Linked DNA regions of Mus musculus: regions 2 and 3 are each linked to region 1. A link is a loop called in an ENCODE intact Hi-C map of the cell type or tissue named here. Cell type or tissue: left cerebral cortex. All regions are shown on one strand. Region 1 has its middle 17 kb from the start of Mptx2. Region 2 has its middle 29 kb from the start of Mptx1. Region 3 has its middle 12 kb from the start of Mptx1.

What was found. A loop is a pair of places that touch in the nucleus more often than their neighbours do. Peaks named below come from ENCODE experiments on the same cell type or tissue, not always from the same donor. Only the 100,000 strongest peaks of a DNase experiment are listed, where the experiment ranks them.
Region 2: a loop joins it to region 1, with 9 times the contacts of the local background. A loop is called at or near these places in 15 of 42 quality-filtered maps.
Region 3: it touches region 1 in a loop (8-fold over the local background); 13 of 42 quality-filtered maps call a loop at or near these places.

Annotation. Positions count from the first base shown.
Region 1 is chr1:173,290,451-173,298,450 of GRCm38, forward strand. No RefSeq gene overlaps it. Among named protein-coding and RNA genes, the nearest start is that of Mptx2, 17 kb to the left of the region's middle. In left cerebral cortex, no CTCF peak of the experiment used is centred here; a DNase peak (open chromatin) is centred at 3,606.
Region 2 is chr1:174,297,733-174,305,732 of GRCm38, forward strand. No RefSeq gene overlaps it. Among named protein-coding and RNA genes, the nearest start is that of Mptx1, 29 kb to the right of the region's middle. In left cerebral cortex, no CTCF peak of the experiment used is centred here; no DNase peak of the experiment used is centred here.
Region 3 is chr1:174,314,464-174,322,463 of GRCm38, forward strand. No RefSeq gene overlaps it. Among named protein-coding and RNA genes, the nearest start is that of Mptx1, 12 kb to the right of the region's middle. In left cerebral cortex, no CTCF peak of the experiment used is centred here; no DNase peak of the experiment used is centred here.

The DNA of each region.
Region 1 (8,000 bases):
TCAGAAGTGATCTGTTTCCTCCGTTAAGGTAGATTTCTCAAATAACAGCATTTTCATCAAAGCATTTTCATCAAATGTGATTTCAAACTAAACCACAAACCTGAACAGAAACAGTTGGCAGCATAGAAAAATAGTTGAAATGTTCTAAAAATCATATTACGATAGAAAAAGGCCTTGAAGCATCTTTAATGTTGAGAATAGCCTTAAAAATCTTATCATGAATAATGTTGGTAGCTGGATATGAATATGTAGAAGAGTAAAATTGGACATAATTATTTACCATGCACAAAAATCAACTCAACACCAATTAAATATTTCAATGTAAAGAACACCTACAATTTAAAATTCAACATAAGAGAATGCTCTTTCATATCAACTCTGTCAATGCCATTTTGGTGATGGCAACATGGACAATAAGAGTCCAAACTAAGCAAATAGGACAATTCCAGTTTTTATATGGGTAGGACAAGCTTTCTGTTGTATCAGAGGTTTCTCAAAGAACAACCACATGGTCCACCTGACTCTTTTGGGCTGTATACCGAAAGGAAGTAGAATCAATATCTCAAAGAGGTATCTCAAGTTCTACATCATCATTTGCAATAGTCAACATGAAAACTGTCTGTTGGTAGAGAAGCAAAGACCCTTCGATGTATACTGTTTGACGCAAAATAAATCTATCTCTATTCACAATAATTTTCATGTGTGTGTCTGTGTGTGTGTGTGTGTGTGTGTGTGTGTGTGTACCTGAGTGTCACAACATATATGTGGAAGTCAAAGGACAATTTGCCAGAGAATTGTTCTCTCCCTTCACAAAGTTGGTGCAGGGAGCTGAAGTCAGACTGTCAGGTTTGGAGGTAAGTGACTATGTTTGCTGAGTCATCTCACCATCCTGTAGGACTCTTGTTAAATAAAATGTTTACATATAAACATACTACATGATCTCACATATGGACACTTTTTAAAAATAAAATATAGAAACAGAGAGTGGTTATCAAAGGGAGACCGGAAAGGGAAAAGCTCTGAACAAGGTGTGCAAAATTGCACCACATAAGCTACTAAGACTGCAGACCTGATGTATAGAAGAGGAGCACTATCAATACAATGACTACATGGACTAAGGGGGGACTTTTATAAATTCTATATTGTATGTTGAAAGTTTGCAGAGAGAACAGGTTGATTTCTGGTTTCCACATGTACTCATATAGACCTGTACGCCCACAGAAGAACATACATGTAGCATATTTCACACACACACACACGCATGCATGCATGCACACACACACAAACATGGGAAAAGTAGGAAAAATTTATCTCAAACAAATTCTTTCTATGGTTAGCTCAGTTTAGGGAAATCAAGCATGATTCAATAAACCTGCAGTCCTAGCATATTGTCCTCCTGGAATCAGAAAGATCAAGAATGTGGCTGCCATTGGCTACACAGCAACATTTTGTTTAAAAAAAAATCTGAAAATCCTTCATTTAGAAGATAACACTTTGGTCTTGTAAATTATAGGGAAATGTGTATTGTGTTCATATTTGGCCCAAAGAAGGTTTTATTTTTCCTTAAAACCAAAGGAAAACAGATGAATGTGTAGTGACTGACCCCTGACTTTGCCTAAAGAATAGGTTTATTAGAGTTGAGCCTCACCATTGGATTAAATATTGATGTTACCTTCTTTTCTTGCTAGAAGATGAACTAGAATTGGGGCAGCCATGACACATTGAAGGAGGAGATCCATCACCTGATGTTTTACTTCTTATTCCTGCCCCTCTAAAAAAAGAGCAATAGAGTGTGGAAGGAATCTACTCACTGTCTAACATAATCAGCTCCAAATTTATTTATAATTAGCCACATTCCACCATCCAGGTAGTATTTTATAATAAGACGATGAATGGCACAGATACCAGGTGTGAGAAAAATAGAGGACACATGGGATTCTGCACACTTTGTTCATTAAACTCAATAAACCAACCATTGTTATGTTCCTGGAATTGAGCTGATACACTCAAACAAGTATGATAAGATATTGTCAATTTCTCTATCATATGTAAATAGGAGAACACACAAGTGTAAATCCTATGTAAACTCCAGCATATAACATCTAGGACATTAACATATGGTCAATATAAAGTTGACAGAATAATTTCTTCACCTTATCTCTCTTCTATGGGTATTATTTATGTGTTCTGATTCTAGAGCAATCTTATACAGCAGCCTTACTCATGACTACAGCCTCTTGTATAACATTGGAACAGAGCAATAACTTCCTTTTATATCCATGTAACATTGAAGGACTTGGTCTGCATGCTTGGCATAGCCATTGTCAAGCCTATCTAACATATTCTTGCTTTTGTCCCTGTGCACCAGCAGGAGTCAACACTAAGTCCCAGAGATCTAGTTGTTCGAGAGGACTGGGTCCAAAAAGAACTTCAGTTCAGAAGAAGGCCAGGATCACCTTGGGGTAGGAATGGGGCATTTTATAGGCAATATGATGGAGACAAGCTTTTGCTGGGGCAATTTGGATTAATCTCAGAGAACCATCACTCTCCTCAAAGGAGACTTCATCACCTATACTGGAAATTTCATCAGACACTAGTGAACTTTTTTGCAACTTTTTTTGTGGTGTCACTTTAAAATATCTAAGAAAGTTATGGGAATAGTACCAAAAAAAATCTCCTCGTATGCTGTAATTTTTTGCTGTGGTGAATATATCTCATATGAAGTTTAGTTTTCAGTTGAAGTTTCCATCAGTGGTGTGAAGTCTATTCACAATGTTGTGTAAGCATCATGCCCATTTCCATGACAATTTCTTCATCAAACGGAAACAGTGTACCTACTAAATGCTAGCTCTCTCTTTCTTATTTTTACCCATTCACTGACAATCATTTGACTACTTTATCTTTTTTCCGTGTCTATTTTTCTATTCTCAGATTTCATATAAATGCACCCTAAATTATGTGCTTTTTGGGTGACTGGTTTCACTTAGCATATGATTTTAAGTGGTTTTGACCTTAGATATACATTTTAATATATATCAGCTTTCTTTTCTTTTTAAGGATTGCCTCTATTCCACTAAATCTATATACCACATTTCTGATTTTTCTTTTCTTTAAAACATATTTATGTATTTAAATCCCAAATGCTGCCTCCCTTCTCAGAGTTCCTTTCCCATCTCCCCTCCCCTCTGAGAGGGTACCTCCCCCAGGTAACTCCTATATTTACCACATGTCTATCCAGTCTTTTGCCCATTAATGGATATTTGGATTCGCTTTTTTATTTTTTTATTTATGCTTATGTATATGTGCATGTGTGTGTATGTGAGAGAGAGAGAGACAGAGACAGAGACAGAGACAGAGACAGAGACAGAGACAAAGAGAGACAGAGTTAGTTTTAGTTGCAGGAGGCTTTTTGTGTATTGTAGGTGTTTAATTCAATGTCAAATATTAATGCTTATGGATATATGCATACATATATGTGGACACACATGTGCATCCCAATGTCATAGGATTTTTTATCTCATATGATGTTTGAGAGTTTTTAATCTTGGTAAAGCCCAATGTATCTCTTTTCTCTTTCATTGCCTGCACATTTGGTGCACATCCTGAAAATCACTGCCAAATATAGAGTGCTGAAATTTTTTCCTGTGTCCAATTTTAAGAGTCGTGCAGTTTTAGCTTACATTTGGGCCTTTGATGCATTCGGAGTTCATTTTAATAGGACTGTCTAAGTCTGCTTTCCATTGATATAATTGGTAATTGCAGACTGAGTAATCTGTAAGAATAGAAGTTTATTCAACTTGTAGTTCTGAAGGCAAGAAGCCCAAAATCACAGAGTTGGCCTCTGGGAGTCAGGGCATGGAGAGATCACATGTGGCAGGCAGAATGCTGGTTGAAAATCAATTAGTCATTTATATATTTTATTCTTTTTTTCATTGTATACATTTGTCTTTTTACATTATATGATTTTCACATAAAATCCATGAATGTTACAACTTGACCACACTTGTTTTAGATGCTTCTCTTTCTGTTCTCTTCTCTCTAATCATCTGTCCTATGCTCTACATATTTCTGTCCATGTTTAAGCTACTAGAGAAAAGCGAAGATGAGGTAGATCTATACTCCTGAATATTTCAGTATGCACTTCTTAAAAAGCAGGCCTAGTCTCTTATACTATGCATTTCAATTGGAGTCATTCCTAAGGGGACAGAAATAGGTTACACAAATGAAAACTCAGTTATTGCAATGACTGTAGCCCTCTAAAGTTCAATACTACCCAATAAAATCTCACTTTAGTACTTAACTTCTCATATACAGAGAAATTAATTTCATCTAAATATCATTTGATTAATTTAACTTATCTCCTTGGAGAAACAATAGTGGATAAAGAGTTGAGAAATACATATAATCATGCCATAATAACCAAAATGAGGAAATTAGTGTTGTTGAAATGGCCTAATACAATGCAAATTTGTTTTTACACTTCACCAATTATTCTATTGTTATTGAATGAAATGCAAAATAAAGCCCCCATCTCTTGTTTTGCATGCCATTGCCATGGCTCTTGTGCGTTTTTCTTCATCTGGAACGTTTCTTCAGTCTTTACGTTTATCTCACCACACTGATATTCGACAAGGATCTATTGACCAGTTTTTTCCCCACAGAATGCCCCTTAGCTCAAATTCATCAGATATGTCTCACGACCAGAATCAAGATCTGAGCCTCTGGCAGAAATTCTGACTTGAGAAGTGTACATTTTCTATTTCCATTCTAAGTGGGAAGCACTTTTCTAGGCACTGAAACTTAGCTGAAAACATTCATGATGGCAGATACGTTTAATTAACTGTGAGCATTGGATAAGTTATATTAGATTACCATGCTTGAGAATGTTATGCTGTTGGGAAAATAAAAACCAGTTCACTCTCAATAATCTCATCTTTAAAATCAAGGATAAGCATAGTGTGTGTATCCAAGAGTTACCATGAAAACTAATGCATAATGCACGAAAATTCTCAGCCCAGAGCCTAGTGTTTATAAACATGTTATATTTCTTTTGTCTTTAATAAAATGATACTTTTAAGATAGCATTTATTAAATGTGATGGAGCACCTGTCAAGTTAACAGAGACTCTGTGTCCTAACATCGGCATTACGAAGAAAAAATCAAAAAAGAAAAAAAGAAAGAAGAGAGGCCAAGTTGGGAAGATCCCTGTGCTAACAGACACACTGCAACTGCTACAATTTTTCAATTGTTATTATGCTTTAAAAACTAATGATCATCAAGCTGGAATAAAGAATAGCCCTCTGTGGACATAACAGGGCATCTGAGTGCTCTGGGTTAGGCCTGCTGCAAAGGATGCTTCTTTCTACTATAATTAAGTCTGTGTACCTGTCTGAGCCTCAGATGAACTGGGAAGAGCTTATGGCATTAGGGGTCTGGTTAGACTCAGAGCAGATTTGCTGAGCAGCTAATGAAACGTAAGCTTCTTTCTCATTTGCTCAGACCTCTTGTAAGAAACCATCATTTCTTGTTCCAGCTAAACATTCATTTTCTGGTATTCAAAACCCAAATCCATTCCTTGTCAGCTGCCTTTACAAGAACCAAAGTCAAATTCTCTTCTGCCCATTTTACTTGAGGAAAAAAAAAAACACTCTGGGTTTGGAATCTCATTTCAGACCCTTGTCTCAGAATTCTTTGATGTGACATACAGCAAATAAAATGTTCTGGAATGAAGACAACACCATTTAGAGTAACTCTTTTTACTATTTGTCCCTTCACGCTCAAACAAATTGCCTTTCCCATAATAAAATGGCCTTTTAAGCCATTTTGTGTGGTTGAATGCAACCTGGGTCATTCTTTGGAGAAGGGTAAGTATGCCATGATATTTCAAATTGCTATGCATGAAAAAAATGACTTAGATTATAATGCCCCTCTGGATACAGAGAAGAGACAGAGATGGCACCAAGATAAGTACAGAAATACCAGCCTGTGGAGGTGTGTGGTCCAATGGGCGCTTGCAATAAAATCCCAATGCTCATTTGGTCAAAATTTTCATGATGAGGCTTCCATATAAGATTCCTCTATCCTTCCTACACATTCTGCTTTTTAAAACAAGGATGTGCATGGAAATGCTAATTTAATGGTACCCTTTAGTTTATACAGTTAATGCACTTTAATAAAAATAAATAAGAAAACTTTGCAAGAACGGAAGCTATCCTGCTGACATTCTCCTGTAGCAATCAAGGGAAGTGGGCTGGGTTCCTCTTCTGCACTGATGCAACATCAAGGAACAACAAATAACCAGGAAGCAGGGGCAGAGGAGAGGAAGGGGAATCACAAAATTAAGACAAAACGCGGGCATAAAAGCAAAAAGTTGTGGTGAATTTGTAAAAATTAGAAGAGAGCTTTAGATCATCCTGTCAGTCAAAGAATAGTAGATTTCAGTTTTTAGGAATTACATGTGTATCAAAGCAAAGACTGGTCCTGACATCTGGAATAAAGCTGTGAAAGAATCCTAGGACACTGGACAACCAGGTTCGTACTTGGCAAAGGTTGGGATAACCTTTCCTAGAGTACTGGAGGACACATCAGTGACCAATAGCAGATGTTTTGTAGTCCATCCACCAACACCCCACACCACTCAACCCCCCACACCCCACACCCTTAATACACACACACAGAGAGAGAGAGAGAGAGAGAGAGAGAGAGAGAGAGAGAGAGAGAGAGAGAGAGAGAGAGAGAGCTTGTGTTTGAGTTAATCTTCTTGGGAAAGAAAGGTAGTAACACACGGAATGCAGAGACAGAGGGCCAATGAATTTAGACCATGCCAACAGCTGGGTGTCTTCCGTTCAGGTACCAGTTCTAAAAGAATTCTAAGTGGCTATGGGAAGCAATTCATTTTAAATTCTCAACCCACAAACATTCAGAACACTGCCTCTCGATGTTGACCAGCCTCTTAGGAATGGGCCCTTCATTTTCTTTTTTCTACAGGACACCATTTTTGCTTGGTTTCATTTTGCTTTCTGTAGGTGGACTGTTAGCTCTCAGTCATTAGTGGGTCCTTTTAACAGGACTTATGCCTTACTACTTGCATTTAATGCCCCCATTTCCATCACTGTTCATAAAGTCTCCTTTCTTATCCCTAAAAAGTGGCCTTATTACTCTTGGTATGATGTTTGTCCTCTCCTTTTTCATTCCCAGGTTTTTATCCTAATTAAGCTTAAGTAGAAATACCTGTTTCCACCAATCTCTCTATCAATGCACTACACTTTGAGGACCATTTCTCTCCTATAACCTACCCAATTCTCTGTTTCCTTCTCGCCAGCAGAAGTGGGGGTGGGGATGACAATGTGAGTAAGCATTGGAGAATACCCAAAATGAAGTTGATAAAAGCCAGAAGGCACAATGCTGGTATTTTCCCCCACTGTAAGAGCAAACTTACAGGAATTGCTGATTAAACAACCATGTCCCATTCAGCTTCATAGTTAAGATAAAGTGGCTCCCATTGTTTGAGAGAGCTGGTTTCATATTATTGGGAATTTTCTTTTGTTTGTTTATATTGATAAGAAGAGGCAGTGTTACATACTGGTAGTAAAAGATTACAAGCTTTGCAAATGGGGATCTTAACTTTGATAGCATTAGAAAAGAGCTTTTTTATTAAATTCTTCTAATATTGCACGTTTTTAATATTTTGTTTTTGTTCTTGTTTTTTTGTTTGTTTGTTTGTTTGGTTGGTTGGTTTTTCGAGACAGGGTTTCTCCTGGTTGTCCTGGAACTCACTTTGTAGACCAGGTTGGCCTCGAACTCATAAATCTGCCTGTTTCTGCCTCCCAAGTGCTGGGATTAAAGGCGTGTGCCACCACCACCCGGCAAGTTTTTTTTTTTCCAAAACAGAACTTCTCTCTCCCCCTCCCCTCCCTCTCCCCCTCCCCCTCCCCCTCTCACTCCCCTCTCCCATCCTCTCACTTTCTCCCCTCTCCTCTGGTCCACCCCTCCTCTCTTGC
Region 2 (8,000 bases), 1.0 Mb after region 1:
TTGTAGAACATCAGGTCTCCCCAGAATATCCATACCCACTGTAGCAGAAGCTAACTGAGGACTGTCCCTTTATTATGTTCCACTTCCATCCTCAATTAAACTTTTATTTGTGTGTGTAGAACCTTCTTTGGTGCAAAGAACCCACTGCAGGTGCGTATTCTGTACTCTTCTGGTTGCTCCCCACATTGGGATGCTATCCAGATCTCTATGCAAGGCTTAAGAATGCCACAGCTCTTGTTCTCATTTAAGGAAGGTCTTCCTCATTGCTGCTGCTGTATTTCAGTTCCCAAATACTGTCACCCCGAGCTATTTTGATTAAATCAGGGAAGGATTGCTGATGCAAGTTTGTCACCAAATGTTACTTAGTCCTCTCAGTCACTATCCACAATCCTGATACCTAGCAATTCCACTTCCTAAACGTTTCTTTCTCCGTTCTCTTTTCTTCTTTCTTATCGCTCCATCATCTCTTACTTGGATTACGGGGACAGCTCAATAACTAGTCACTTCGTGTCAGGGGTTAAGCTTCTTCTTCCAACTGTTACCAGAGTGATATTTACAAAATGTCACTGTGTTGTGTCATTTCCACAGTTGAAAGCTTCCAGTGTCTTTCCTCACAGTCAAGTAGGATAAAGTTCACACTTATTGACATGACTAATATGTCTTAATAAACTGGACTCTGCACACTGTGAGGCATTGGCCTTCTATATTCATGCTGACCCTTCCCCCTGCTCATCATCCTGTACACGTCAGACAGTCTGCTAACTTCTCCTTAAGACACTACACAGGCTACTTTGTTTTCCAAACATTGCCATATCCTTCTGGGATTCCATTCAAGTTAGCCCTTTGTCATGGAACAGTGACCCACTGCACATGCCCTTCTGATCCATTCCCTCCTTCCATATACTTCTCAGTTGGAGTACTACATGCCACAAGAACTTTTCTTGGCTCCCCTAGACTGTACTAAATATTTCTATGTGGTTCTGTAATTACCTCTTAACTGGCACTTCTTTCTATAAAGTCTTTGCAATGGAGATATTTCATTTTGTGTATTTCATCTTAAATCCTTGGTTAATTCTGATAATATAGGGAGTATCCATCACTCAGTTTCATTTTTATTGGATGTTGGTGTGGTACAATTGTATATACTTATAGGACACAAAATGAGGATATGATAGATACGTATAATATGAATTAAATGAGCTCATTGAAGTGTCCACCCTCTCAAATATTTTCAACTGTTTCTTCTAACTGAAGAATTATTATTATTATTGACCAACATTTTACCAAGACTCTGTTTCCCAGGCTCTGATAACCACTCCTCTGTTTCTATCCATTTTTTTTTAATTCCACATGTAAGTGAAAACTTACAGAACTTGTATTTGTGTTGATCAAGTTCCTTCTTGCTGGCTCTAGCCTCATAGGGTGTAGTGTTTCCTCTACTTATTTACTTAAATCATACAAAACGGTGGTAGTTTTATAGGGGACTCAAGTTCATATCCCAGTACACATCAGGAAGCTTACACGTGCCTGTAACTACAGTTCTAGGAGATACGATGCCCTCTGACGTCTGTAGGTTCGTGAACTGATGTATTGGACATAAAGTCATGAGGGTACATACAATATACTAAATACATAAATAAATGTCTTTGTAAGAAAATGTTTAGTTGAACATGGTGGTAAAGATATGAGAATGTATTTGAGAAGAGTTTGTTGTAAGTAAATATGCTCAAAATACCTTGTATAAAATTCTTAAAGGATAAAATATTATATTAAAAAGAAAAGTATGTATATTAAGTGTATTTAAGAAAGGCTAGAAAATAGTAGGTTTTCTTATGGCTCTTCAAACATTCATAATGCTATATCATCCTCATTTCCTCTCTCTTCCTTTTACCCTTCCACCCTCCTCCCCAGGCAAATCTCCTGTCCCTGTTTTTCTTTTCCCCATTTATAGCACCTGTGTTCTACTATCCCCATCTCTAGAATTTTTTCATTCCTAACTCCAGCCTGTCTATATACTAGTATCAAACACAATAAGAAAGAAATCATGGAAAGAATCCCATTCCCAAATGACTCAAAAAAATTAAATAAAACATTTAGGAATAAATATATCCAAGTAGAGATTCATACAGTGAAAGCTTTAAATCTCCAATGAAAGAAACCGAGGAAGATGTTAGAATATGGAAAATCCCCCAATTCTCAAGCAGTGGTATATTTAATATTGTGAAAATGACGTTCTATCAATAGTAATTTATAGATTGATTGAGATCCCATGACATTCTTCAGTGAAATAGAAACTAAAAGACAAAAAACTTACAATTTACATGGAAGCATAAAATACCCAGACCACTAAAGTATCCTGAACAGAACCCTACAGGAGAGGAGGTGGAAAGAGTGTTAGAGCCAGGGGAAATGGAGGAAACCAAGGAAAGGAAGCCCTCTAAATCGGCATATGCAAATTTCATATGAACTCAGAGACTAGGGCAGTATTCACAGAGATTGGGGCAGCATTCACCAGGACTGCACAAGTCTGCATCAGGTCCTCTGTGTATATATTATAGTTTCCAGGTTACTGGTTTTAGGATAGGTAGCAGAGGTGGAAAACTGAATGCTTATTGGTCTCATTGAATAGACTGTATGTGACTAGAAAAAGCAGCAGTTAGCATGAATCATGAAATAGACTAACATTTCTACAAGGAGATGCAAAAAGAAAAAAACCCAAAAGCAAAAAGAGAGAGAAAGAAAGATGTACATTTGAGAACTGTGGGCCAATTTCAAAAGGTGTAACATATGTATAATTGGAAGACCAGTAGGAGAAGAAAAATCAAAATGGAAATTTGAAGAAATAAAATGGAATTTCCCAAGGTTCCTTGTAAACTACATAATTCACTAACCTCAGAGAACACCAAGCACGGCAACTACCAAAGTGTTTACAACTAGGCAAGTATGGAATTCCACCTGCAAGACCTCAAAGACAAGGAGAAATCTTGAGTGAAAGCAAGAGAAAACACCTTGCCCATATAGGAAGATGATATTAAAATAGACCTCATTAGGAACCATATAAGGAAGAGAGTCAGAAAAAAATACTTAAGTTCTGAAAGAAGAAAGTTACCTACCTATAACAAGGAAACAAACAAACCACAAAAACAAACAAAACAAGAACAACAACCCTCCCAAACAAAACAACAACAACACCCCAACACTTTAAAGATGAGAGGTAAACACTTCTTAAAACAAATGTGCACGGGACTGCGAGATGGCTCAGTAAGAGTGCTTGCTCTGCAAGCAGGAGAAGTATGAGGACCTGGGGTTGGTTCTAACAGTCAGGTAAAAGCTGGGCATGGTAGCATCATGCCTGTGACCACAGAGACAGGGAGATCTGAGCTTTCAGGCCAGCCTGTATGTGAAAACCCCTTTCAGCTCCAGGTTCAGTGAGAGACTTTGTCTCAAGGAGATAAGGTGGAGAAAGAGAATAAGACAAAAGATATCCTGCTCCGACCTCTGTGCAGACTCAGAAGTACAGAAGGGCTTATAACTTCCATGCATGTGCATAAATGATACATATCACACCCACCCACACACACACACACACACACACACACACACACACACACACACACTGAACAAGAGATTGTCCTTGAAAGTGATTTTAAAAACATTTCTTCAGGTATAATGGAAATTATGAGTTATCAACTGAGATTCAAATAAAGTATTTTCCTTATTTTTGACCAATCTAAAAGATCAACTTAACATAATAATAGTACACATATTAGGAGGCTATAGCACATTACTGCAAAAGTGTCAGCAATATCTCGAGATGGAAAAGAGAAATTATCAATATTTAAGTTGGCAGGCACAACACTGGCTTTGAAATGGTACAGTGTCATTTGAAGGTGGACTTAGGCTAGTAAACATATCCGTTACAAATTCTGTTGTCAGCCACTAAACCATTTATAACAGAAGTGTAGTTTGTATGTTATCAGAGAAGGCAAAACACGATCATATAACTGTTCAATTAAAAGTCAGACAAGGCAGAAAAAAATGAGATTACTTTATGATGTGGCTATCCCTAGGGAGTTTCTGGTGATCACTAGGATTCAAGGCTTGACATTTTTGTTTGCTATTCAGATCAGGAGGAATCTAGCCAGCCGAATTTGGAGAAGTGTTGAAACACAGAAGCATACACTGGGCCAGATTCACTAGGCAAAGTTACCTTGTTCAAAAATTATATAGATAGTAACTTGTGGCCCTGACTTTCTCAGAAGTCTGTGCACAGAACATTTTACATAGTCTGATGTCTTGCACTTGTTTTGAAAATAGTATGGAAAGCTTGGGGACACAATTATATTGTCTCATTTAAACTTGTCACACATGCCTTCTAAACCAAGAAGAACCTCCCAAAGAGCCAGTATATCTGGAACCACCCCTAGCTAACCTCAAATCATCAATGAAGTCCTCCATGCTTTAGTCAGCTTTATTTAATTTCCTTAAATATAAAAGTATTGCTAGAGTATTCTATAAAGAAAATTGATTCATTTTCTAAATTGATCACAACAAGTTACCACAGTTTGATGGCTTGAAATGTTTTCTCTCACGGCTCCATGGGTGAGAAGCTGAAATCTGTGTGCATGGATGGTCCTACTTCCACAGAAAGTCCTGGATGTGCTGTCTATGTGAATACATTGATCTCTATCCTCAGTTTCACATGCTTTTTTTTTTCCTGAGTGTATTTACTCTCTTCTCTGTCTTGTAAGAGGTCCTACATCGATAGCTTTAGTCCCCACCTAAATGTAGTACAAATCTCTTTGTTAAAACCTTCTCAAAATTATATCTGCTAGAGTATTCAATAAAGAAAATTGACTCATTTTGAGGTTCTGGATAGCTGACACAAGCTTTGAGCAAAGCACCATCCGAGCCTCAAAAGTAATTATTCTAAGTGACTCCAGTGCCTAGAAGTTTTGTCTGGTGAAAAAAAATATCTTTCCCTAAGATATGATATTTTCAAAGGTCAGCTGAATAGATGCCAATTTTCATTGCTTTTGCTTAGAACAACTCCAATTAAGTTTGCTAACATTTGCTTAGAAGTTTTTCTTAGGTCAGGAGTTACATAAGAAACACAATTCATACCTCTAATCCTAGCACTCAAGAGGCAAGCACTCAGAAGACAGAGGTTGATAGGTCTCTGAGTTCAAAGTCATCCTGGGTCTATAGAGTGAATTCCAGGACTGCCAGACATACAAAGAGAAACCCTATCTTGAAAAAGACAAGACAGGGGGTGGATATGGAGGAAGGGAGAGGGGGGAGAGAAGGGGAGAGGGGTGAGGGAAAGAGGAGGAAAGGGGGAGAGATGGAGAGGGAGAGAGAGAGAGAGAGAAAGAGAGAGAGAGAGAGAGAGAGAGAGAGAGAGAGAGAGAGAGAGAGAGAGAGAGAGAGAGAGAGAGAGAGAGAGACTGTTTTGGAAAAAAGAACCAAACTTTAAAACGTGCAATATCACTTTAAAAAAGCTCTTTTATAATGCTATTAAAGTTAGATCCCTATTTGCAAAACTTGTAATCTTTTACTACCAGTATGTAACACCTGCCTCTTCTTATCAATATAAACAAACAAAAGAAAATTCCCAGTAATATAAAACCAGCTCTCTCAAACAATGGGAGCTACTTTATCTTAACTATGAAGCTGAATGGGACATGGTTGTTTAATCACCAAGTCCTGTAAGTTTACTCTTACAGTGGGGGGAAATACCAGCATTGTGCCTTCTGGCTTGCATCAGCTTCTTTTGGGGTATTCTCCAATGCTTACTCACATTGTTATCCCCACCCCCACTTCTGCTGGTGAGAAGGAAACAGAGAATTGGGTAGGTTATAGGAGAGAAATGGTCCTCAAAGTGTAGTTCATTGATAGAGAGATTGGTGGGAACAGGTATTTCTACTTAAGCCTTAATTAGGATAAAAACCTGGGAATGAAAAAGGAGTGGACAATCATCATACCAACAGTAACAAGGACACTTTTTAGGGATAAGAAAGGAGACTTTATGAACAGTGATGGAAGTGGGGGCATTAAATGCAGGTTGCAAGGCATAAGTCCGGTTAAAAGGACCCACTAATGATTGAGAGCTAACAGTCCACCTACAGAAAGCAAAATGAAACCAAGCAAAAATGGTGTCCTGTAGAAAAAAAGAAAATGAAGGGCCCACTCCTAAGAGGCTGGCCAACATCGAGAGGCAGTGTTCTGAATGTTTGTGGGTTGAGAATTTAAAATGAATTGCTTCCCAGAGCCACTTAGAATTCTTTTAGAACTGGTACCTGAACGGAAGTCACCCAGCTGTTGGCATGGTCTACATTCATTGGCCCTCTGTCTCTGCATTCCATAGCTTACTATCTTTCTTTCCCAAGAAAATTAACGCAAACACAAGACAGCAGTGTGTGTGAGGGGGTGGGGTGGGGATTGAGGAGTGTGGGGCATTGGTGGATGAACTACAAAATATCTCCTGCTATTGGTCACTGATGTCCCCAGTATTCTAGGGAAAGGTTATCCCAACCTTTGCCAAACACTGGTTGTCCGGTGTCCTAGGATTCTTTCACAGCTTTATTCCAGACGTGAGGACCAGTCTTTGCTTTGATACACATGTAATTCCTTAAAACCAACTGAAATCTGCTTTTCTTTTACTGACAGGGTGATCTAAAGCTCTCTTCTAATTTTTACAATTTCACCACAACTTTTTGCTTTTGTGCCTGCATTTTGTTTTAATTTTGTGATTCCCATTCCTCTCCTCTGCCCCTGCTTCAGGGATGTTTGTCATTCCTTGATCTTGCATCAGTGCCAAAGAGGAATCCAGGCCATTTCCCTTGATTGCTACAGAAGAATGTCAGCAGGATAGCTTCCGTTCTTGCAAAGTTTTATTTATTTTTATTAGAGTGCATTAACTGTACAAACTAAAGGATACGATTAAATTAACACTTCCATGCACAACATTGTTTTAAAAGCAGAATGTGTAGGAAAGATGGAGGAATCTTATATGGAAACCTCATCCTGCCAAATTTGACCAAATGAGCATTGGTCAACTCTTTACCAAATTATGAGATCACTGATTTTATTGCAAGCGGCCATTCTACCACTCACCTCCATAAGCTGGCATTTCCTTACTTATCTCGGTACCATCTCTGTCTCTTTTCTGTTTCCAGAGGGGCATTATAATCTAAGTCATTTTTTTTCAATTTGTAATATCTTGGCATACTTACCCCTCTCCAAAGAATGACCCAGGTTGCATTCAACCACACAAAATGGCTTAAAAGGCCATTTTATTATGGGAAAGGCAATTTGTTTGAGTTGAAGGGACAAATAGTAAAAAGAGTTACTCTAAATGGTGTTGTCTTCATTCCAGAACATTTTATTTGCTGTATGTCACATCAAAGAATTCTGAGACAAGGGTCTGAAATGAGATTCCAAACCCAGAGTGCTTTTTTGTTTTGTTTTGTTTTGGTTTTTTCTCAAGTAAAATGGGCAGAAGAGAATTTGACTTTGGTTCTTGTAAAGGCAGCTGACAAGGAGTGGATTTGGGTTTTGAATACCAGAAAATGAATGTTTAGCTGGAACGAGAAATGATGGTTTCTTACAAGAGGTCTGAGCAAATGAGAAAGAAGCTTAAGTTTCATTAGCTGCTCAGCAAATCTGCTCTGAGTCTAACCAGACCCCTAATGCCATAAGCTCTTCCCAGTTCATCTGAGGCTCAGACAGGTACACAGACTTAATTATAGTAGAAAGAAGCATCCTTCGCAGCTGGCCTAATCCAGAACACTCAGATGCCCTGTTATGTCCACAGAGGGCTATTCTTTATTCCAGCTTGATGATCATTAGTTTTTAAAGCATAATAACAATTGAAAAATTTTAGAATTTGCAGTGCACAGGGATCTTCCCAACTTGGCCTCGCTTCTTCCTTTTCTTCTTTTTTGACTTTTTCTTTGTAATACTGGTGTTAGGACACAGAGTCTCAGCTAACTTGACAG
Region 3 (8,000 bases), 1.0 Mb after region 1:
AAGAAAGTTCACTAGTGTCTGATGAAATTTCCAGTATAGGTGATGAAGTCTCCTTTGAGGAGAGTGATGGGTCTCTGAGATTAATCCAAATTGCCCCAGCAAAAGCTTGTCTCCATCATATTGCCTATAAAATGCCCCATTCCTAACGCAAGGTGATCCTGGCCTTCTTCTCAACTGAAGTTCTTTTGATGACCCAGTCCTCTTGAACTACTAGTTCTTTGGGACTAAGTGTTGACTCCTGCTGGTGCACAGGGACTGAAGCAAAAAAATATGTTAGATAGGCTTGACAATGGCTATGCCAAGCATGCAGACCAAGTCCTTCAATGTTATGCGAATATAAAAGGAGTTTATTGCTCTGTTCCAGTACTGTACAAGAGGCTGTAGCCATGATGAAGGCTGTTGTATAAAATTTCTCTAGAACCAGAACACATAAATAATACCCATAGAAGAGAGATAAGGTGAAGAAATTATCCTGTCAACTTTATATTGACCATATGTTAATGTCCTATTATGTTATATGCTGGAGTTTACATAGGATTTACACTTGTGTGTTCTCCTATTTACACATGATAGAGAAATTGAGGGTATTTTAAGGTAACATCTTATCATATTTGTTTGAGTGTATCAGCTCAATTGCAGGAACATAACAATGGTTGGTTTATTGAGTTTAATGAACAAAGCGTGCAGAATCCCATCTGTCCTCTGTTTCTCTCACACCTGGTATCTGTGCCATTCATCTTCTTATTATAAAATACTACCTGGATGGTGGAATGTGGCTAATTATAAATAAATTTGGAGCTGATTATGTTAGACAGTGAGTAGATTCCTTCCAGATGCTATTGCTCTTTTTTTAGAGGGGCAGGAATAAGAAGTAAAATGTCAGTTGATGGATCTCCTTCTTCAATGTGTCATGGCTGCCCCAATTCTTGTTCATCTCCTAGCAAGAAAAGAAGGTAACATCAATATTTAATCCAATGGTGAGGCTCAACTCTAATAAACCTATTCTTTAGTCAAAGTCAGGGGTCAGTCACTACACATTCATCAGTTTTCCTTTGGTTTTAAGGAAAAATAAAACCTTCTTTGGGCCAAATATGAACACAATACACTTTTCCCTATAATTTACAAAACCAAAGTGTTGTCTTCTAAATGAAGGATTTTCAGATTTTTTTTTGAAACAAAATGTTACTGTGTAGCCAATGGCAGCCACATTCTTGATCTTTCTGATTCCAGGAGGACAACGTGCTAGGACTGCAGGTTTGTTGAATCATGCTTGATTTCCCTAAACTGAGCTAACCATAGAAAGAATTTGTTTGAGACAAATTTTTCCTACTTTTACCCTGTGATTGTGTGTGTGTGTGTGTGTGTGTGTGTGTGTGTGTGTGTGTGTGTGTGTGTGTGTGTGTGATAATATGCAATATATATGCTCTTCTGTGGGCCTACAGGTCTATATGGGTACATGTGAAAACCAGAAATCAACCTGTTCTCTCTGCAAACTTTCAACATACAATATAGAATTTATAAAATTCCCCCCTTAGTCCATGTAGTCATTGTATTGATAGTGCTCCTCTTCTATACATCAGGCCTGCAGTCTTAGTAGCTTATGTGGTGCAATTTTGCACACCTTGTTCAGAGCTTTTCCCTTTCCGGTCTCCCTTTGATAACCACTCTCTGTTTCTATATTTTATTTTTTAAAAAGTATCCATATGTGAGATCATGTAGTATGTTTATATGTAAATATTTTATTTAACAAGAGTCCTACAGGATGGTGGGATGGCTCAGCAAACATAGTCACTTACCTCCAAACCTGACAGTCTGACTTCAGCCCCTTGCACCAACTCTGTGGAAGGAGAAAACAATTCTCTGGCAAATTGTCCTTTGACTTCCACATATATGTTGTGACACTCAAGTAAACACACGCATGCACACACACACACACAATAATAATGCTTTAAAATAAATGTATCCATATTATTGTGAATAGAGATAGATTTATTTTGGGTCAAGCAGTATACATCGCAGGGTCTTCACTTCTTTGTCAACAGACAGTTTTCATGTTGACTATTGTGAATGATGATGTAGAACTTGAGATACCTCTTTGAGATGTTGATTTTACTTCCTTTGGGTATACAGCCCAAAAGAGTCAGGTGGACCATGTGATTGTTCTTTGAAACACCTCCAATACAATGGAAAGCTTGTCCTACCCATATAAAAACAGGAGTTGTACCATTTGCTTAGTTTGGGCTCTTATTGTCCATGTTGCCATTGCCAAAATGGCATTGACAGAGTTGATACAAAAGAGATTTCTCTTATTTTGATTTTTTAATTGTAGGTATTTAATATTATTGGTCTATACATTGAAATCTTTATTTGGTGTTGAGTTTATTTTTGTGTATGGTAAATGATTATGTCCAATTTCATTCTTCTACATATTCATACCCAGCTACAGACATGATAAGATTTTAAGATGCTTCACGGCCTTTTCCTATCATAAATATAATAAATATAAATAAATATAATTTTTAGACATTTCAACTATTTTTCTATGCTGCCAATTGTTTCTGTTCAGGTTTGTGATTTAGTTTGAAATCACATTTGATGAAAATGCTGTTATTTGAGAAATCTACATTAAGGGAGGAAATAGATCACTTCTGAGCTGGAGGTAGAATGTTTTTGTTTTTTTTTTTTTATTTGAACATTTTTATTTTAACTTCTAATATTTTTTAGCATTTGAATGATGTAACATTGCAGTAAATGTCATGCAATATTTATAACAAGTCTGTAACTAGTTATTCCATTTCTATTTTACAAACAACTGAGGCTCACAGGAGTGTGTGAGACCCTGAAGGTCACACAGTTAGAAAGAGCCTAGTGGAGGCTGTTTGCTTTGAAGAGTCTTTCCCTCCAGCACATAGGCCTCACACCACTGCAATCTCTTAATAAAAAGCAATGGTATTCTCACCCAACAGCTAAAACAGCTTCTTTTCTCTGGTCTTAATGATCTCTAATGTTCAAAGGCATTTCCTCCATTTTCTACTTCCTCTTTCCATGCAGACTCTAATTCTTCCTTCATAAGCACCAATATAGTTTACGTCTCCTCCTTCTCTTTTCATACCTGACTACTCAGAATCGTTCTATGTTACCCCTGCTAATGAACAGAGAGTGAGAGGATTCTCAGCAGCTACAGTCATCCTAAGCAGAGAGGTTCATTTACCATCTATCTACACTAAGCAGCTCACAGAAACTAAATTTAAAAAATGAAATTCTAGTAAAATGAACAGCCCCGAGCTTCAGTGTCTGTGCTCTGCCCTGTCTGTTCACGTCCATGTAGATGGAGACAGGATAGCAATGTCAGACCAAGGAGTGGGCAGCAGGTTCACCGTCACCATATCTCTGATGCTGAATTTCCGGATCTTGGGACAATGTGGGAATGTGAAAGACTGATCGCTCAATAGAAGCCTGACATTGTCCATGGTTTAGCCATGTGCTTCAAGTGGAACCAAAGGTAACACTCGCTGATTCTTGACCTTGTTAAGACTTGAACTTAGAAAAGCTCTTTAATTGCACACTGTCTGAACAGGGCTATCCATGACAGGCACTTGTGGGTACTAGCATTGCTAAATGAGTGGTGATATTGAACATCATATTCTTTTTGTTCTTAGTCATATATAGTTTTCACACTATGTACACGTGAAATTAATCACTAATTAAACTATGGATCAAAGAAACACTCATATTGAACTTAAATAAGTTAATGAGGAAATTAGAAAAGTGACATGAAGATTACCTTTAAAAGTAACTATAACAATTACAAAACGTTTAAATTTACAAATGATAAAGTTAACAAATTATAAATTAAATCATAAGTATTTGCTGTTGTGATCATAAAAAGAGAAAGGGCTATAAGAATATGTTCTGGCTGGATGTGGGGGAATGGGGCACCTCAGCAGGCCGATGCCAAGGCATCTCTTCCCCCTGAGGGACCAGACACACACAGGTATAGTATAGAATAGACTTTATTTAGGGCATGGGAAGGGGAGTTAAGAGAGTAGTAGAAGCAGAAAGAGACAGAAAGGAGGGAGTAGAAAGAGGAGTCCAGTCATGACCACATAGAGAGAGGGGGTAAGGGGATGGAGAGAGAGGGGGCGGAAGGGGGCAAGAGGCAAGAGAAAGGCAAGAGTGTAAAAGGGTAAGAGAGAAAGGAGGGGCCATGCAGCCCCTTTTATACTAAGCCAAGCCTACCTGGCTGTTGTCAGGTGACTGGGGAGGGGTGGGGGTGGGAGGAGCATACCTGGCTGCTGCTAGGAACTGTGGGAGTGGAGTGAATACCAACATTCCCCTGTTTTCATTTAATAAAAAAAAATTAGAAAAAGGTGATGAAGTAGGAATAAGGTCATTGTGATATCTGGTGATGGTGTCTCTGGGGAACCTAGAAGGATGGGGGATGTTTGTACAGTCTTAGAGTTTGCTGTCCTTGCTGTCCAGGGTCTGTGGAGCCATCTGAGGATAAGTCAGAAGCAACAGGTCCAGTAGGAGCGTGTGTCTGTGAGAGAAGATTGGAGCCTCTGGAAGTTGCTTCTCTGGAGCTGTCCTAGATGTAGCAAGCACCTGGACTTGAGATGTTGGAACACATTATTAAAGGTAGAGAATAAGATTAAGTATGTTTGGGAGAAAGAAAAAAATTTTAAGATGTACATTTGAAACTCAGAGGAATCCCACCGTTTGGAATTGGTAACAAGTGGGAACTTTGGACAGATGTACTTATCTGGATGGAATCTATTCGGTCCATAAGAAGTAGATCTGAATAGGCTTCCTACAGCTTATAAATTTATAAAAAAGATAACATGAGTTAGCAACACGAGTAGTCTTTAAGATGAGCCTGTTGTGGAGCAGAAGATTAAAATGTTGAATCATATAGTGGAATGTTTCATCAGAGTTAGGCAAATTTATAATAATTCAGATAATATTAGGACAGTGGCATAGCAAGAAGAGGATGAAGATTTAATTAATGGAAACGGGGTTTAGGTAAGGAGAAAACAGATTACACCTGTAAAGCTTATTTTCTAGCTACTGTCTTAGCTGTCAATGTAGTCAGAAGTCGGGGAAATAAACAAAAATCTAGCAGTTATATACCAGTTATATATTATTTAAAAAATGACAGAGTCCACTAACCAACAGTTCTCTGTGCTCTCCATGGTCTCCATGGCAACTTGGACTGTCAGTCTAGCTTTGAAGCATAGAAGATGCAGGGCTTTTTCTCTGTGGAACGGATACATGTGAACATGAGAAATGGTTTACCTTGGCTTAGTTAAGTCATTTGACTCAGAGTACCCAGTTTTGCTCACTGCGTATTTCACTGATTATCATATCACCATCCAGGCGGCATCCTGTAGCTGTGTCCACATCTTCTGAGACTTTATGGGAGAAACCTTAGAGGCTTTCGGGAATTCTGTCAGTCATAAACTTAACCGTTAACAAACTTCTGACAAGATTGAGCACTATATAGATTGGTTATAGGAGAATAGAATTTAATGACCGTAGTAAAAATCATATTGAGACAGGATAGAAATGAAATCCTTAGCTAACTTTAGCAAAGATGCATATGGCTAGAACCAGAATAAGAGAGCTGGCATCAGTGGTATAAAATAGTGGTGACAGAAAAAGAGTTTGTCCAGGCAGGTTTAAGCCTGTGACTTAAACTATAAACTGAGCACACGGATAGGTAAGCACTTGGGCCTTTTTGACTGCATAGCCCACAAGGCAGCACCAAGTTTGGGCAGTGGCCAGTGTGCCTGTGGCACCCTGGGGCCAGTCACAGCCACAGTCAGAGCCAAGGCAGTTCATCCACAGGGGTCTGTGACTCTGTTGGGGCGGGGCTTTCTATTTGCAGCTGGAAGTCGCAGAGAGTCCGTGGTGGGCGGGGAAAGTAAGGGCCCAAAGTATCTTAGCAGCATCCTTGTGTCCCACCGCACCCAAGCATCCAGCAGAGAAGCAGAGAGAAAGAGGTGGGAAAGCAGCTTTTTGGAGCCAGACCCACCTCTACCACAGTGAGAGTAGAGCCAAGGAGCAGAGAGGCAGGGCAGTAAGCAGCGTCCATGGCAGGAGTGGAGCCAAACTTGCTTTACAGGCAAGCCAGCTGGAGCAGCAGGTGGCAGATGAGAGAGGGGAAAGAAGAAACTCTAAGCTATAGCAGACTGACCCAAGGGCGAGACACTTGGGGGGCTTCCAGACCTGGCCTGGAATTCTTGGCCGCTAGAAAGAAGAGAGGGAAATCTCACCCAAGGGAAAGCACAAGGGTAGCTCTGCGCTCATGAATTCTTCTCTGAGACCATGCTGATGGTCACTCTGACCAGTGGGAATCAGGGCTTACTAGATCTGGGCTAGCGAGCATGATTGTGACTGACATGGGATGCAAACCTGAAGAGTTTCTGGATCCGAGTCATGATGCACCAATGTTGTGATCATAAAAAGAGAAAGAGCTATAAGAATGTGTTCTGGTGGGGTGTGGGGGAAGGGATGACTCAGTGGGCCCATGCCAAGGCATCCTTTCTCCCTGAGGGACCAGACACACACAGATATGGTATAGAATAGACTTTATTTAGGGCATGGGGAGGAGAGTTAAGAGAGTAGTAGAAGCAGAGAGAGGCAGAGAAAAGGAGAGAGTAGATAAGTGGAGGCTGGCCATGACCACATAGAGAGAGGGGGCAAGGGAGTGGAGAGAGATGGGGCAAAAGGGGGCAAGAGGCAAAAGAGAGGAAAGAGTGTAAGAGGGTAAGAGAGAGAGGAGAGGGCAAGCAGCCCCTTTTATACTGGGCCAAGCATACCTGGCTGTTGCCAGGTAACTGTGGGGAGGAGCTTACCTGGCTGCTGCCAGGAATTGTGGGAGTGGAGTTTAGACAGAATACCAACATTTGCCTAGACACATTTGTCTTAATTGATTTGCTATTAAACGAAAGTTTCTCTTTGGTTTTATGTTCTTGATGGAAAATATTCACCCTATAAATATGGTATGTTTAAGCAAAGACTTGTTTAATTAATTAATTAATTAACATCCATATGTTATCCCCGCGCGCGTACACACACACACACACACACACACACACACACACACACACACACACACATGCACGCGCGCGCGCGTCCACCCTACAACTATTCCACCCATACCTCCTCCCCACCCCCTTTCTCCACGTGGATGCCCTCACCCCCCACCCCACCTGACCTATAAACTCCCTGGGACCCCCAGTCTCTTGAGGGTTAGGTGCATCATCTCTGAATGAACACAGACCCAGTAATGCTCTACTGTATGTGTGTTGGGGGCCTCATGTTAGCTGGTATATGCTGCCTGCTTGGTGGTCCAGTGTTTGAAAGATCTCAGAGGTCCAGATTAATTAAGACTGCTGGTCTTTCTACGGGGTTGCCCTTCTCCTCGGCTTCTTTCAGCCTTCCCTAATTCAGCAACAAGAGGTCAGCTGCTTCGGTCCATTGGTTCGGTACAAATATCTACATCTGATTCTTTCAGCTACTTGTTGGGTCTTTCGGAATGCCATCATGCTAAGTCCTTTTTTGTGAGTGCTCCATAGTCTCAATAATAGTGTCAGGCCTTGTGTCCTCCCCTTGAGCTGGATTCAACTTTGGGCCTGTTGCTGTACCTTCTTTCCCTCAGCCTCCTCTCTATTTCCATCCATATAATTTTTTCAGACAGGAACAATTACCAGTCAGAGTTCTGACTGTGGGCTGCCCCCACACACACACACACATACATTTGATGTCCTGTCTTCCTGCTGGAAATGGGTTCTATAAGTTCCCTCTCCCTACTGTCGGCCATTTCATTTAAGGTCCCTCCCTTTGAGTCCTAAGAGTCTCTCACCCAAGTTGCATCCATTTACCTGCAAAACTCAGGATGTCCTCGTTCTTAATAACTGAGTACTATTCCATTGTGTAAATGAACCACATTTTCATATCTACTCTTCCGTTGTGGGACACCTAGGTTGTTTCCAGCT